Linked DNA regions of Homo sapiens: region 2 is linked to region 1. Evidence: read pairs that join two places in POLR2A ChIA-PET (ENCODE). Cell type or tissue: A673. All regions are shown on one strand. Links, peaks and the distances in the headings refer to the core of each region. The heading gives the core; the rest is flanking DNA.

Region 1 (6,218 bases), core at 2,197-4,696:
CTATAAATATGTGCCCTTGTTATGTACCCATAATAGGTAAAAAAAAAAAAAAAAAATTAAAAATCAACTTAAAAAACGTTACACTCTTAGCTTTTTGTTATCTTGTCCACTTGGGAGGAATTACTATGCACAGCCCATACCTGAGGGATGAAGAATTATGTACCACTTCCTTTAGGGTAGAGTATCTATCTAAATCATTTGGTATTCTTCTGTAGAGGAGCTAAGCCTACTCCCTCTCATCCATTCACTTTTAGTCATTTGTTTGTCAGCGTGAACACATGAATATGTGCTTTCCTACTTTGCTCTGTTGCTCAATCTCTTTCAGCGTTAACCACTGAGAGCTCGTTCAGTTGAGTACTGTGCTCCTTTGACATCACCCCGTCACTGAGAGTTTTGGTTTTTGAGTACTTCCTTACTTTCTGGCATTGCAACAAGTTTCAGGCTTATATTGTATATTTCCTGTCCCAGGTTTCGGATCAGCCACTCCACCATGGGACCCTAGTTTCCTTCTTACCATTTTCCTCACCCACTTGGGATCTTCTACTAGGGCTTGATCATTAAAAGTTTGGAGGTCTTAAAAGGCGACGAGGCCAAGTGAAAACCAAGTCTTCTCATTGTCAATTGTGCCTATCTAATATCTATATTCTCAAAGGCCCTAACAAGATTCTCTCTCCAAACTCCAATTCTGATTATGGCACTTTTATTTAAGTGCCTTCTTTAACCAATTACCTTCTTTAGCAGTGGTCTATTCACACTGCAGATTGTAAAACTTTATCCATTTATCTGTCTGTCTGTCTGTCTATCAATCTATCTATAATGTGTCTGTGTCTATTTACCTACTACCTACTTATCTTTATATATCACCTATTATCTATCTATCCATCTATCATCTATCTGTCCATCTATCATCTATCTATTGATCTATGTATCGACTTATGTGTTTATCTATTATCTATCATTTATCTATCAAGCTATCATCTACCGTACATCTATGTATACATCAATCTATCCTATGTATTCTCTAATCTATCTGTCATATATCTCTGTGTTTATATATTATATATCTATTCTATCTATCTATCTATCATATTGTACAGGAATAAAAGTAAATAACATAAAATTACCTCAAGTGTTGTGATGTGTGTGGTCAAATTTCACTAGTGGTCTTAAAATTGTAAGAACATTGAAATTTGCGAAAAATTTCATATCTTGTAGCCTGGAAAAGGTTATCACTGATTCTTAGTGCCACCTGCCCCTGTAACATCTCTTACTGATAACCTCATCATGTCTTTTTATTCTTCAAGATACAAAAAAAGTTATACACCATCAAATATACACTTTCACTCCTTTACAGATCCCTTTATACTGTCTTATTTAATTTCCATAACAGAGTTACGATAGCCTTACAGAATGTTTTCAGTGGTTTTCCCTCTTGTTTAGAATCTAGGATAGTTTGAAATTATATTAATAAGATTCTTTAACACTTGCTTGTGCATGCCATCAGCATCTTCTGCCTGTTTGTTTACTTTGTGAGAATTTTAAATTTGAATTTAATTTTCTAAAAAAATGAGGTGCTTCAAGTTGGAGGTTTCACTGAGTTTTGATAAGACATATATTCTTATGAATTTATAATTTTCACATAAGTATTAATTGACAAACAAATATACATAGCAGTTATATATTATTTTATAATATTAGTTATGGATAATATATCTTTTTAGTATGTCGTATCTAAGTTTATGTGGCTTTTCTGCTTTGTTATTATTTCTTTCTTCCTTCTTCCTTCTTCCCTTCCTCCCTTCTACCATGATTATTTTCAGCTCTGTTTTTCCCACTCATAGTTATTTCAGCTAGCCATTTTTGATATGCATTGGAACTGATTCAAGATTTTGATTTCACAAAAATAATGCAATATACTAATGTCTATATAATGTCTCATATATATGTATGTAGGAAAAAACTCTTAAAAATTAAATTTTTTGGTCCAGTGAAAAAGTGAATTACTCAGTCTGTTTAGCTATTGCTAAGGCACCAATGGAAATGCAACTTCACATAAATACCAGGCAGCACATTTTAATAGTGCATACAGAGTCTTTTCCCCTCTAATCAGAAGCTTTAATACTTCAAAATGTTATTGGTTAAATTAAAAAAAAACCTTGATGTGCTTTTAACTTGCCTTTCACATATGTGGGACTGAACTTCTTTTTATTGAAAAACACTTGCATCTCCTTGTTAATTCTGTGTGATTCATTAGTTTGGATTTGTTTATCTTTCTCTGAGGCCAGCTTTGAGTCCTTTGTGTGTTTTTGTCAAATCCCTCTTTTATTGGGAAGGAATAGTTCAAAGCGTGGGGATAGGTTTGTTTGTGGGGTGTGCACACCCACACCCACACACCTACATATACGTATTGGCCCCATGGAAGCAGGGCTGCAAAAGAGAAGACATTTTCCAGACTCCTGGAATTCCCACTCTAAGGGCTTTTGGAAGGATTAAAGACAACGATGTCCCCAAACTGCCCAACTCCTAATGGTTCAAAGTGACCACCCCATGATCCTAGCTTCTTAGAGGCCAAGGGGTCCTTCTCAATTACATACACACACACACACACACACACACACACACACTCTCTCTCTTTCTCTCTCTCTCTCTCTCTCTCTCTCTCTCTCAATCTTTTATTGTTCTTACGGAAAAAAATATTAGAGACAAAGAAATGCATGTAATAATCAAAGCATCTTAACTATCCTGAAAGAAAAACCAGTCCATATAAACAGATCTAGAGAAGACCTATATATTGGACTTACGTGACAAGGAGTTGAAAATAAGTGTCATAAATACAGTTATGCACCACATATGACATTTCAGTTAATGTCCAACCACATAAACAGCCACAGTCCCATAGGTCCACATAAGTAACCATGTTCTCTCTAGTAGAGCTGAAAAATTCCTATCTTCTGTTGAAGTCTTGGTGATCCTGACCTGTGTGGGCCTAGGCTAATGTGTGTGTTTCTGTCTTAGTTTTCACCAAAAAAATTTTAAAAGTATTGAAAGGAAAAAAAATTTAATTTACAAACAGAAAAAAATCTTGTAGGCCAGGAACGGTAGCTCATGTCTATAATCTTTGTAATCTGGGAGGCTGAGGCAGGAGGATCACTTGAGACCAGGAGTTCAAGGCCAGCCTGGGAAACAGAATGAAACCCTGTCTCTAAAGTAAAATAAAAAATTAGCTGGGCATGGTGGTGTGTGCCTACAGTCCCAGCTACTCAGGAGGCTGATGCGAGAGGATTGCTTGAGCACAGGAGTTCAAGGCTGCAGTAAGCCATGATCGCACCACTCTGCTACAGTCTGGGCAACTGAGGGAGATCCTGTCTCTAAAACAAACAAACAACAACAACAACAACAAAAAACAAGAGAAAAGCTTGTAGAATAAAAATATAAAAAATAAAATATTTTTGGTGTTTTTGTTTTAAGATGTGTTATTTAAAAAGGTCAAAAAGTTAAAACAATGTATAAAGTAAGAAGGTTACAGTAAGTTAAGTTTCATTTGTTATTGAAAGAAGAAACATATTTTAATAAATTGAGTGTAGCCTAAGCGTTTGCAAAGTCTACAGCCCTGTATAATAACGTCTTAGGCCTTCACATTCACTTACCACTCAGTCACTGACTCACTCACAGTCACTCACCCAGAACAATTTAATGCGTTAGGTGGGTTTCTCAACTCGAGCATTAATTTGCATGATGTATAATTGCATAATGCATTGAAGGTTAACTCACAGTCTAATATGGATATTGTAACCCCTGAATTTATTACTGAAAAAAAATTAGAAATAGCTAAACAAATTTTAAAACAATTAAAATGAAATAGTAAAAGTCTACTCAACACAGAAGCATGTGGGAGAGCAGGGGAATAAAGAACAGATGGGACAAATTGAAAATAAATGTCAAGCTGACATATTTAAACCCAACTGTAGCAAACATCACATTGTACAAAGACAGAACCAAAGCTCAAATTGAGGACTGATTCCCAGACAGATTTAAAAAAGCATGACCCCACTCCATGTTGTTTCTTTTAAAGATGTATTTACTATAAAGATGCAGACAGAAGTGTATTAAGGTAGAAGAATTCCCACGCTGCCACTGAAGAGAAGGAAGCCAGAGTGACTCTGCTACCCTCATTGGAGTAGATATGAAGAGGATGACCATTAATGGAGATGAAGACCATTACTTACTGGAAAAAAAAGTGAAATGTATAAACAGGAAGGCATATGAATTTGTATGTATACGGAGTTCATTACAGAGCTCCAAAAATATATGAAGCATAGGAAGCAAAACTGATAGAAGGAGAGGAGAGAAGAGAGAGGAATTAAGGGAAAAGAGTGACAGAGAGGAAAAGAGGGAGTGAGAGAGAGAGCCAGAGAGTGGGAGAGAGGGAAAGAGAGAGGAAGAGACAGAAGGAGTGAGAGGGAAAGAGAGAGAAGAAGAAGGGAGAGGAAGGAAGAGGGAGAGAGAGGGGGAGGGAGGCAGAGAGAGAGAGAGGACAGAGGAAGAGGGGTGGAGAGACAGAGATGGAAGGAGGGAGAGAGAGAGAAAGAGAGAGAGACAGAAGGAGCAACAGAAAGGAAGAGGGAGACAAGGGAGAGAGAGGAGGAGGAAAGGGAAAGAGAGGGAGAGACAGAAAGGGAGAGAGAGGGAGGGAGAGAAAATGAGAAAAGAGGGGGAAGAGAGAGGGGAGAAAGAAAAAGGAAGGGAGGGAGGGAGAGAGACAGGGAGAAAGGGAGAAACACAGAGAGAGAGAGAGACAGAGAGATAGCAAGAGAGGAAGAGGGGACAGAGAGGGAGAGACAGGGAGAGAGAGAAGAAGGGAATCGGGAGAGAGTGAGGGAGAGAAACAGAAGGAGAGAGGGAATGAGAGAAATAGAAGGAGAGAGGGAAGGAGGGAAATAGGAGGGACAGAGGAAGAAGGAGGGAGGGGGGAGAGAGAGAGGAATTTAAACTTTTCACATCCTTGTTGGGGGTTTTAAGACCATCCTGTAAACAACTGATGAAGCAAGTCTACTTTTCCAGGTGAGAGTGTGTCAAATGCTTGTATACATGTGACCTAGTCAGATGTCTATTCCGTTTCTACTTCATAAAATTCCCGTGTGCTATTTTGAGGGTTCTGCTACTGTTAAAAAAGCACTGGAATAAACTTTTCTTTAAAAAGTTGGTAGATTTTTTCCTTGCAAAATCATCTGAGCCAGCTGCATTCTTCAAGTTGGTAGAGTTTGTAATTTTTGTTTTGTTTTTGTTTCTCAAGCATTTTTGCATATTATTTCAAGAAAAAGGGTTACAGATTGTATGTCTTTTTGGATCAATTTTAACCAATTATATAATCCTGAATATCTACTTTTTAAAATATGTTCATTTATTTGTGAACTCATGAGTATGTCACTGAATATATCATATTTTTTACTGTTTCTCTCCTTACCATTTCTTAATATTTACTTGTGGCTTTTTCCTCTTTATGTGTGTGCATATAGTTTAGAAGATCATATATTGCTTGCTCCAAAAATCATATTTGAGATTTTATAGTTCTACATTATCTTTTCTACATATCTTTTTCTGTTTTTGTCTTTCTGTTGTCTTCAGGGTTGGCTTGACTATACTAATTTTGGGTTTCAGGATCAATTCACTCACTTCCATTCTTTGATTTAAAGTTTTATAGGTAGAAGAGAAAGTAGATGTTTGTAAAGGGCTGGAAGTTTCCCTGCACACAGAATACCCACGGGGAGGGTTGTGGTTTCCCTGTGCTTTTGTCTGCTGATTTTCTGGATTGAGATTGTGGTCCCGCTCTATGAGAAGTGTTTCTACTACGAACGCTGCACAATTGGTGAAGACAGATGTAAAACTGCAGAGTTCCTGACGTTGGAGCACGATGTCCAGCTCTAGAAAGATGTCCTATAGAGCCGGGCATGGAAAAGCCAAGGAGACTTCAAGACACATTGAGCATCCTTCCCTCCCAGGATGTGGTGGTCTGGAGCATAGACCATGGATGTGAGGTAGGAGGCAGACTCAACTCCAGGGATGAGGCTTGCACACTGGACCAAATGGAGGACTAGCTAACACAGGGACAGGGTGGAAGCAGCTTTCTATAAGACACGCCCACCAGTGTACCATGCCAGTTTACCATTGCCATGGCAACACCCAGGTGTTACCAGCCCTTTCCATGGCAATGTCCCAAT
Region 2 (6,218 bases), core at 2,347-4,846, 290 kb after region 1:
GTCTACTGGCTTATGCCTGTCTACAGGCAATCAGCTGAGTTTTGTATATTAACCTTGTGTCCTGTCATCTTTGTATAGACACTTATTAATTCCCAGAGGCATTTTTGTTGTTACATCTTGGGGATTCTCTGCAAAAATAAAATCATCTCATTTGCAAATACACACACACAAACCCGTATAATACACATACATACATGCACTCACACATATGTATATGCATACATATCTAAATATAATGTAAAATGATTGCCACAATCAAGTTAATTAAATCTAAAAGCACAATCTATGAAAGACAGAAAATGTTGGACTTTATTCAAGTTAAAAACTTCTACAGTATGAAATACACTGTTAAAACTTGAAAGGAAACTCAGGTTGTAGAATAAAATATACCCAAAATATATGTCCGGTAAAAGATCTGTAGCCAGCATACACCAAAAGCTCTTACCAAAGCGCTCTTAAAATAAGAGAACAAACTATTCTAATTAAAAAACTGAACAAAGTATTTAAACAGACAACAGCTAAGGTATACAGATGGCAAATGAGCATATGAAAAGATGTTCAACAACAGTTTTCATTAGGGAATTGCAAATTAAATCAACAATGTGATAGCCCTACACACCTACTAGAATGACTAAAATCCCAAATTTCTATAATACCAAATGCTGACAAGAATACAGAGAAACACAAATTCTCACTCTTTACTGGTGAGTAAAGTCATTTAGGAAGAAAGTTTGGTCATTTATTACAAAGCTAATTGTAATCATACCATATAATCCAGCAGCCATGCTCCTGTTATTAACCCAACTGAATTGAAAACTTATGTGCACAAAAAAACCTGCACACAAATGTTTATACTGCCTATATCCTGACTTACCTGTTATATTCATTTGACTTGGCGTAAAATCCAACGGAGAAAAAATATTGCTGGTACATTCACATTTTCGATCCAGTGCAGTACACAATATTGAAGGGAGAAATATCAAACATCCGTGTGTACCCCAGGGTTTCCTTATCTGTTTAGAATTTTTCCATCGATGCTATGTCTGTAATATAGCAATATCGAACTCAAATTGTGAGAGTATGTTTAATCTTTGGTTACCGCATTCAAATATTTATTATCTGTTAACCATGATATATTTATTTTACTTCATGAAGAAATTAAAGGCATTTCTTTAACTAAATGACCCAAGGGAAGCCATGCAGAAGGATTTAACCAACAAGCAGAACTACCAGGAATGGTCCTAGGTATTACCTGCTGGGGGTGTGCTCTCAGTAATTCTCAAAGAGAGACTTACCAATCTCCCCACAAGGAGCTTCAGGGTCATTCATAAATATTGGAGACAGGCTCTGAGAGAGCCAAAATGTCTCCTGGGGGCAGGAAGCTCTTTCTATTTGTTTGAGAGTATATTTTATAAAGTCTCTGTCTTGGAACCCCAAAGTAAAGTGAAAGGTGTCGCTGAATTGTTTTATGTTCTAAAGTATAAACTCCTTCTGGAGGGCAGGACAGAAGACAGTATAACTTTTCTTTCTTGGTGATGTATTTATTCAGCCTGACTCTAATAGCAATATTTTAAACATTTTTTTTATTTCCTTTATCTAAGGGATGTGATGTTAGCAAAAATACGAAGTTCAGGGGAGTGATGGCTTTGAGATGTGTTTTTTTCCTTGCTAGATAAAAATATACTTTCTCCTTGTTCATAGATTGTTAGATTCCTGTTTCCCCCATCCTACTCCTCTGCCTAGCTCTGGAAACACAAATGGCACACGGTTCTCTTGGGACCCTGTATAAATGTGTATGCTGCTATTCACAATAGCAAAGACATAGAATGAACATAAGCGTACATCACCTGTGGATTGGATAAAGAAAATGTGGTGCAGCTATACCATGGAATACTATGCAGCCATAAAAAAGAACAAAATTATATCCTCTGCAGCAACATGGATGCAACTGGAGGCCATCATCCTAAGTCAAGTAATGCAGAAACAGCAAATCAAGGACCACATGTTCTCTCTTACATGCTGGAGCTAAACATTGGGTACGCAGGGACATGAAGATGGGAACAATATGAACTGCCGTCTACTAGGGGTCAGGGAGGGAGGGGGACAAGGGTTGAAAAACTACCTATTGGGTACTATGCCCAGTACTTGGGTGACAGATTCAATCATGCCACAAACCTCAGCATCACACAACATACCCAGGTAACAAACCCTCACATGTATTCTTGAATACAAAATAAAAATGGAAATTAAAAAAAAATGTGTGTGCTGGGCATCCAGATGGATTTCAAGGATACTCAAATTGTTGGCTAATGGCACTGGTCTGTGGACCTTAGTTTATTTAGAGACAAAATATATGCATGCATTGCTCAAGGTGCCAGCTGTCTCCCATCAGGCAGGTTTTGGATCCTGCATTCAAGATTCCATAGCACTTAAACATCCCTTTAGAAGAGTTGTCTGCTTGGAATACAATCCACGATCCACCGCGGCTCCAGAGTGCAAAAACATGAGCATGAACATGAACTCTATTAAAGCAAAATAAAGAACAAAATTGATATTTTCCTTGCAAAGAAGTTAACGTTTATTATCAAAAATGCTCTCCTGTAAGCGGGCTTAAGTTGAATATGGAAAATGTGAAGTTTATCCCAGGCTTCTCGAAAAGTGTTTTGACATTCCTTTACATTCTTTCCCTTACCATCATCACAATCAAATAATTATCAAAGGGTCATAATTATTATGTTTTCATTATGAGCAAAAAAAAGGACTTTTGCTCATTCTGAATAATTTTGCATAGCAGCTAAAAATCATACGAAACTATGCTGAGTGAACAAAAATCCTTTTTTTTTCAAGCAGATTGAGAGGAAGGAGAGAAGGAATGAAAAAAAAGGATGAGAGGGAAGGGAAGACAGGAAAGAAGAACCTCTGGAAATAGAATGAAAAACAAAACAAAACATAGGGACTTGCACTTTTCTTTGCAGCTGTCAGATGATTTGTTTGTCTTTGGCTTTTTTTTTTCTTTCCTTTTTTTTTTTTTTTTTTTGATGGAGTTTCGCTCACTGCAGCCTCCCCCTCCCAGGTTCAAGCCATTCTCCTGCCTCAGCCTCCCGAGTAGCTGGGATTACAGGCATGTGCCACCACACCTGGCTAATTTTGTATTTTTAGTAGAGATGGGATTTCTCCATGTTGGTCAGGCTGGTCTTGAACTCCCGACCTCAGGTGATCCACCTGCCTCGGCCTCCCAAAGTGCTGGGATTATAGGCGTGAGCCACCACGCCCGGCCTGCCTTTGGCTTTTAAGTGAGTTTTTGGGATGCGTTGAACTGATGCCATGATATTTTCTGGTCAGGCTTCCATGCCCTGTCTATATTCCTGATTCTATCTGCCCACCTAGTGAGAAACGATTTCCTCAGTGTCTGTCCATCTGAAAAACCACAAAAGATGTTCTGGAAAAAGACCTCACATCTTTTTGCTTAATGAAAGACAAGTTTTAAATGTACAACAGGTTATATAATTCTTGGGATATCTGTTAAATATATTACCTCTCTGATCTTTTACGCATATTCTAATAATTATAACATAAAATAATATATATGTAATTATAACATGATATTTAAGTATTTATATATTAAGTAATAATAAATATGTAATTATACTATATAATTATACATAGAAGCTACATATATATTAGCTATGTAGAATTACATACATATTAACTACATATATAATAGTTATACATAATTGTATACATATTAACTATATATAATTACATATATTAGCTATATATAGTTACATATATTAGCTTTATATATTTTTATATATTAGCTACATAAAATTACATATATTTAGCTACGTACATATTAGCTGTATATAATTGCAAACAAATTAGTTATATATACATATATTAGCTATATATAGTTACATATGTATTAGCTATATATAAAATTACATATATTAGGTATATATAATTATATATACATTAGCTATATATAATTACATATATAACCTATATATAATTACATATATTAGCTCTATATATTTACATATATATTAGCTATATATAAAATCGCATATATAAGCTATGTATAATTACATATATTAGCTAGGTATAATTATGTATATATTAGCTATATGTAATTACTTATATATTAGCTACATATATTAGTTATATGTAATTACATATATATTAGCTATTTTTAAAATAAATTTCCTATATAAAATTATACATACTTAGCTACGTATGTACTAGCTATACCTATATCAGCTATACACGGAAAATTTATTTTCAAAATAATTATCTAATTCCTTGGCATATGAGTGGTATAGAAAAATTTCTACCAAAGTTAGAGAGGGCTTGAGAGAGTCTCACCTAACTATAGGGAACCAGAAGTCGTCTGGAGGGTTCTGAGGTCACCTCCAACTGAGAGGCTCTCAGTGGTCTTTGAAATTGAGGTGGACATGCAGAGAGTAACCCAGCTTCTGCATGCAGAGAAATGTGCTCCTCTTCAGGCACTCTGGAAAGAGAAAATGAGCTGGGGACTCATCTAGCAGCCACCCAAATTGCAGAGACTCAGCAGAGAGTGAGCTCGGATTTGCAGCTGCTGCTGCTGAAGTCCAGTCCTTCCACAGAGGCTGCCCTGGGGAAAGCGGCAGTCTGCATTTATTTATGAGGCAGTGCTAAATGATTCTCGCAGGCAAGGCTGGCAGAGGCCACCATTCAGTCAATGAAATGCAATCTTTTCAGACTGCCGGTGTTGCCTGGCAGGACTAATACATATCTTGAGACTAACGAGGTTCCGTCCAACTTTGACCAAGAGAAATGATATTCTAGATTAGATGATTTGAACCTAGAATGCTCTATCCTTGAAATAATGGCAGGAGTTACAATGGGTTTATCTTATAACTCTATCTCCCATTATAAAAAAAAATTACCTTTCTCAAAATACAGATATAATAGTATCGGATCAAACGTGGCAGAAAACAGACACAAATTTGTTGGTCCAGGAACATAGACAAATGTGTATGGTTGTTTAGAATTTAGAAATATTAAAAGCTTGCTTCCCTCAGAAATTTAGTGTGTCTGTTACTCTAGATGTTCACGGATCATAAAGGTAGAGATGACCCTTCAAATAAACAACACAAGGGCAAGAAGGTGACTTGAGCTTCATTTATTTTCTTATTCGAGCAAGACAACTTCTGCATGGGTGAATTAAATTAGGTGGTTGGGAGCCCAAATGTAATGATATATTTTGTACCTTCAGCCCTCCAGCAAATAATCAGGCAAACCAAAAATTTGGCTCAGCCTACAAAACTAATTACTGGGTGCCTTCTCTATAAACAACCACACTGTAGTTTTTGAGTGTGGAAAAATGGGCACCAGGTGGGACTTTAACTCTGTCAACAAACAAGTATATTCAGTTGTGACCTCTTACACCTTGCTAAGTTTTCAATGCATATTGCAAGAGTCCAACACATGAACACACAGGTACATACTCACACAATAATGCATCTATAATACAATACATGCTCCAGGTGTTTTTGCTTCTGTGCTCAAAACAGATGTTTGTCTTTAGAAATCATCTTTGCACAGCATTTCAATCAAAACAGCGATGAAGATACATCACTGCATGCTTGGGGAAAACACCATGTGACATTCATTTTTAGCTAAATCTGTGCCCCCTTGTCAGAAGGCAAAATGACAGGCTCATGGGTCGAGCACTTTGGAGCTGGCAAAGCTCTTTTGCAGTGTTTATGTGTAGAATTATTTTAAAACATATGCCTAATGCACCCCCTATTTGTCACTAATCAGCCATAACACAGCAGGCAAGTTTCTTAATCCTTGTGAAGCCCCATGTACTAATGGATAGAAATGGAAGATGATAAGGATGAAGATACGTGAACTATCTCATAATACCTCGTGCATAGCATCTATTAAGATGAAGAGGAGGAGGAAGAGGAGCAGAAGAAAGAAGAGGAGGAAGAGGAAGAGGAGGAGGAATATAAACATATCGAAATACTTTTTTATCTTGGGCTGAATTCTGGAGCAGCAGACCCAAGGGTAAGGTGCTCTTGTGCAGGTGACTTGTTGAGAGTAATATGTGTTCAAAAGAAAAATTTATGAGAGTAAGCAAGAAAAACAGACTAGGGCAGAGGAGAAATTCAGCAAAGGTGTACCTTTAGCTGGAGTCTAGCTTCATGCTGATCCTGCAGGGAGGTTTTGAGTGG

What was found. ChIA-PET counts read pairs that join two places held together with the same protein. Peaks named below come from ENCODE experiments on the same cell type or tissue, not always from the same donor. Only the 100,000 strongest peaks of a DNase experiment are listed, where the experiment ranks them.
Region 2: POLR2A ChIA-PET joins it to region 1 with 10 read pairs; 2 of 35 experiments call an interaction of 5 or more read pairs at or near these places.

The regions. Positions count from the first base shown.
Region 1 is chrX:5,527,941-5,534,158 of GRCh38, forward strand. No RefSeq gene overlaps it. Among named protein-coding and RNA genes, the nearest start is that of LINC03070, 200 kb to the right of the region's middle. In A673, for the core only: no CTCF peak of the experiment used is centred there; a DNase peak (open chromatin) is centred at 3,691.
Region 2 is chrX:5,819,470-5,825,687 of GRCh38, forward strand. No RefSeq gene overlaps it. Among named protein-coding and RNA genes, the nearest start is that of LINC03070, 96 kb to the left of the region's middle. In A673, for the core only: no CTCF peak of the experiment used is centred there; no DNase peak of the experiment used is centred there.